Linked DNA regions of Mus musculus: region 2 is linked to region 1. The links are chromatin loops, found by intact Hi-C in ENCODE. Cell type or tissue: left cerebral cortex. All regions are shown on one strand. Region 1 overlaps Gm33136 (a long non-coding RNA gene). Region 2 holds the start of Ano5 (anoctamin 5).

What was found. A loop is a pair of places that touch in the nucleus more often than their neighbours do. Peaks named below come from ENCODE experiments on the same cell type or tissue, not always from the same donor. Only the 100,000 strongest peaks of a DNase experiment are listed, where the experiment ranks them.
Region 2: a loop joins it to region 1, with 2.1 times the contacts of the local background. A loop is called at or near these places in 3 of 42 quality-filtered maps.

What each region holds. Positions count from the first base shown.
Region 1 is chr7:51,598,751-51,601,250 of GRCm38, reverse strand. All of the region lies in intron 3 of Gm33136 (a long non-coding RNA gene), which reads left to right. Among named protein-coding and RNA genes, the nearest start is that of Slc17a6, 22 kb to the left of the region's middle. In left cerebral cortex, no CTCF peak of the experiment used is centred here; a DNase peak (open chromatin) is centred at 1,041.
Region 2 is chr7:51,510,014-51,512,513 of GRCm38, reverse strand. It overlaps Ano5 (anoctamin 5), which reads right to left and starts at 1,485. Exons shown (of 22, transcript NM_177694.6): 1 at 1,264-1,485. The coding sequence starts at 1,279. It overlaps Gm33190 (a long non-coding RNA gene), which reads left to right and starts at 1,528. Exons shown (of 5, transcript XR_001778128.2): 1 at 1,528-1,597; 2 at 2,492-2,500. In left cerebral cortex, no CTCF peak of the experiment used is centred here; a DNase peak (open chromatin) is centred at 1,461; H3K4me3 peaks cover 964 bases.

The DNA.
Region 1 (2,500 bases):
CAATGTAGATATTGCATGCTCCAGTCTTTATAGTTTTGGGAAACACTGATGTGAGCCATTCTGAGCCTGTCTCTGTCTCCTTGTATCATTATTACTAGAAGAGTAGAAGAAAAGTCAGGAAACCTGCAGCAAAAATTAGATGGGGGCTCAGACAGTAGGGTTGGGAGTGTTTTGGGGGCAGTAAGATGGAGGGTGGGGATTGTCTCTGTGCTCATACAGTGCATGCCATACCTTCTTGTTGTGGACTTTGTCTCGATAACTGTAGTCAAAATAAATTCATTACAGCCAAATTTGTTTCTGTTCTGAATATTTGATCACAGCAACAAAGATGAAACTGGACTGTCTCTCAATGCCTTTCATTCTAAGTTTCTGTGGTGGTCTGGTCACATCTTCTTATTTATAATGATGTTAGTAGCCTTTCCATGCTTTATCAGCTACCTCATGATGTGTTTTGTGAAATGCCTAGTTATGTGCTTCGCCCACTTGTACAGTAAAAGTTGGACGTAGCGGACTTCCTTACTTCATCTGGAGGAGTCTTCTCTTTAGCAAATACTGTCTTTATCTGTGGTATGGATGTCCATGTTCTCAGGGAGTTACTTCTTGAACATAATTTTCTAGTTTTTTAAAACATCAAATGTATCTATTACCCCTGTTCTTTTTCCAGTTTATCCAGCCCCACTTTTTCCTGAACTGGGAAGTATGTTATTGCTCTTCCCCACCCCCACCCCCACACACAATTTTACTCATTTCAGTCGGTGTTTGTGTTATTACCTTTTCAGACTTTGATTTTTAGTTCACTGAATTCTCATAATCCCCCCCTCCCCAATTCTTTGGGTTTATTTAGCCAATTCACACCTATCTATGTTCCCAAACAACAAACTTTGTTTTGATAGCTTCCTTTTCCAATAATGTGAGGAATAAAGTCATTATGTATTTCTGTTAAAACTTGTGTTGAGCTGTTTTCCACCCACATGTAAATGGAACGCCCCATCTGTTCTGGGGTAGTCTTTGGTGTGTGGGTTCTTCTCACCCATATGTCAGTAAGAAATGTTTTCCCTGTTTCATTCCCAAACATTTCCGAGTCACTGCTGCTCCCTCTCAATAACTTTAACTCACTACAGTGATGCAAGTACTCTGGAGAGCGCAGTCCTGTGAGGTTAATTTTGTCTGCCGTGTGGTCCAAGATGCTTTTGCACAATATTCTCCAAACACATGAAAGGAATGTCTGTTCTGCAACTGTTAGGTGCCATGTCTGCTGTCAAGTGGATTGCTTGAATTTTCCATCGTCTTTACTGCCTCCAGCTCTCCGTGTGACCAATCACTCATTGAGAAAACATTAACAGCTCCCATCATAACTGTGGGTTCACTCACCCCACAGATTGGCTCCTTCAGTAAGCATTTCTCTTATATGATTCCTGCCTGTTATTAGCTGGGTACATATGTAAAATAGTTGTATATTCTTACAATTACCATTCTATTAACAAAATCTCAGTTTGCAGTACTACGCCTTGCCTTGTAACTGTCTTTGCATAATGTGAACATGAGTTGATTTTACTATTTCCCAAAACTTTTCTGTCCTCTTATTTTTGACCTTTCTGTGTCCTTACACTTCATGTCCTTATAGATTTCTCAGGGATTTCGTGAGGACGTGCGGTCCTTGCTGGACCCTATACTTAAATCTTTCTTCCAAATACATGCTAAGTGTATTGGAAGCTCAGCTAAGCTTTGATTTCTTTCACTCACTGTGTCTCCTCTTGGGAAGCTCCATTTTTTTTATCACATGGAAAATCCACCACACAGTGGACTTACCTCCCTGCTTGCCCTTCTCCTCCTAGTGAATGCTTGCACTTGGGTCCTCTGCTTTATAATTTTCTGATGTTTTTAATCAAGTATTTAGGACTGATTATTTTTTCTTCACAAACTGTATATTTTTATTATTTCATGAGATATAAACAAATGAAGCAAATTATTTACAATTTTTTGGGGCAGGCAAGAATGTGTTCAGATATAACATACATCTGCATGCAGATGCCTGTATGTAACCCAGTACAACAAATACATTAATTCTGTTTTTAACCATTTTGCCCACTTTCTGCCCACCTTTTCTCATGGTTACAACTGCCTGGATAAACCCAGTCTATTATTGTTGGACCTGAGCTCTGTCACTGCTGATTAGTAAGGGCAGAACTCCAATAAGCTGCCAGGATGGAGAGTGACTTCTAGATTTTTTTTTTGTCATGGTTTTCCTTGTCTTTTTTGTATTGTTTTATTCCCACTTCTTAGGATGCTATCATGGTTTTCCGGGTTTTAAAAGTAGCTGCATGTTTACAATAAAAACAACCCACCAGAAGAAATGAATTCATCACGCAAATATTACATTGTGAGGTACTTTTGAAAAGATGTAATTGGCAATATCACATACATTTTAATTCCATTGCTTTCTGACTCATGGTGTATTCCAAGAATTGTTGCATATTTTCTGGCTATGTTTTATTATCCC
Region 2 (2,500 bases), 89 kb after region 1:
TTCAGGAATGTTCTGCGATTCCTGGGGAGACAGAAGCTACACATGTCCTCATGACAAAGGGTTAGTAACTAAATAGCTTCTAGTAAGTAGGCCCACCTTGAGGCTAAATTTAATTGAGATGCAAATGCCTAAAAACTGCAATATTTCATCTCCATGTGGATGCAATGAAATATTCTTTATTACCCAGAAAATATCACATCATATGCATTTTTGTTTTATATTTTTCCTTCAAAGAAGAAATAGAAGCCACTGGTGGGATCAAAAACTGGGCAACACTTAGAACACAGTGAGGTCACTTTCCAAAGTATTCAATGCAGAGTGACTATGTGTTCCACAGACCTTCTGTGACAGAAAAGTGAAAACCAATGCTTAAACAATAACTTTCAAATGAATGCTTATTGCTGTGTAGTTTGTATTAGTATAAGTCAGGAAATCTGTTATATGTTCAGCGTTTGGCAAATGGATGCGTGCGGCTTCCTCCACAAGGGAATACTATATGTCAAATACAAGGAATGGTGCTGCACATGACTGAAGTTTAGAACATGCCAAGACAGAAGCCAGTTTTGTCTGAGAGCACGAACTTTTTGGCTCTACTTCCTTGAGTATCTGAGCTAAGGAAATCTACAGAGGCAAGCAGTACAAGTGCCTGTGCCTAGAAGTGGAGAATGGCTACATAGAGGATGATTAACTGACACGAGGAAGATGACATAAAATGACCCTGTTGAGATGGTCACAAAACTTTGTAAATACATAGAATCCAATCATTTTGCACTTAGCTGCTGACTTTCACGGGATGCAGATATGTCTCAATAAAAAGCTGTTTTTAAAAGGGAAGACATGATGCATATGCAGCATGATGGTGGCCCAATCCATGAAGCCCAACACTTGGGGGCAGAAGCTGACAGGAAGAACTCAGGGCCAGCCCCTAACTGGAGGATCGCCACCTGTGCAGGCTATCTTTGGAAAAAGCCACATTTCAGGAGCAGAATTCCTGAGCCAGGGACCCACACCAGGCCAATTACTCGGGGTCTGAGACAGATGTCCGGATCCTAGGAAGTCACAGGTTGTAGGTCCTTGGAGCACAGATGCATCAGGGGACATCGCGGGGCGCAGAATGTCTCCCATTACCTGCCTGGCAGGCATGGCGCAGCGCGGGGCTCACGACACTAAGAACGTTCCCGGGACAGAAACCTACAGCTGCCAACGTCCCCGCAGAAACCCCATGCGAAGAAGGTTCGCGCGCCCGCTCAGCGCCAGCCTTACCTTCCTGCTCCACCATCTCCAGCAGGTCGGGGTCACCTAGCTTTGCCAGCTCGTTGAAGGCATTGAAGGACCTCTGTGACAGGCGGCGGGATGACTTGGGGCGGAGGCTGAAGCGGATCGTCTGCCTCCTGGTTTTCAGCTCCGCCTCCGCAATCCAGCTGGAGCTCTCATTCTTTAAGCTGTCCGATTGCTGCGACTCCAGAGGCATCTGGAGCACCAGAGGCACTGGAGACACTGGGGACAGCCCAGGAGCCTGAGAAGAGGGAGGAGCTAGAGACGAGCGAAATTCCTGAGACCCGGGAGGCGCCATGACCTGGCGAGTTGCCTTGGACGGGTGAGGAGCCAAGGACGAGGCGCCCTGAGCCGAAGACTCCTGGCGGTTCCGCTGACTGGATTTCCTCTCCAGGTGGTACTTGGCCTGACTCTTGGAGCGGTCCAGCAGATTGGCAGTTAAGCTCTTGCGCTTCACTGCCCTTGAGTGATAGTGCTGCTCTGTCCCCTCCGTGTAGGGCTCTAAGTGGTGCTCCTGGTCCTGGCTAAGCTGGCTTGAATCCTTTCCTTGATCCTGCTGCCAGCCCAGGTGCTCCTCCAGGTTGTGTTGGCGAAGTTTCCGTTTCTTCTTGGGCCTTTCTGGCCCTCTGCCCTTCTCACTGATCTCTCCGGACAGCCCAGATTCCTCCCCAGTTTCAGACTCCACAACTTGCAGTATTGTCTCCGTTTCTCTTCTCTCCCTCGGGTTTTCCACCTGTTCCTCCTCAGAAACTTCCACAATCTCCACATACCTAGAGACTCTAGGTCTCACCACCCTTCTTGCCCCTTCTGGGACACTTAACTGGTGCACATCCGGGGAGACTTCAGGCCCCTCTACCCTCCTTGGGGCCTCCTCAGGGGGCCTCACCACAGCTACATCTTCGGGGGGTTCCTGGGCGTCCCCAGGCTCCCTTCCTTCTTGACTCCACAGCTCCATACTTAACAGGCTTAGAGCTTCCCGTTTCAACCGGTCCACCCACTCAAGGCAGGTACTCACAGTATACCATCTCCAACCCTTTCCCTCACATCCTCTCTGGTAGGCAGCCTCAGCCTACTAATAAGTCTGGTTGCCCAGGATTGTCTCGCCCTCCACTCAAAGTGAAGCTATCTAAGACAAAACCCTTTTCCCAGTTGGGGGTTATTTTCTGTCGGGTAAAAATAAAATCCACTTCCCTTAAGGCATCTCTCTCCCTTTAAGGCCTGAGCG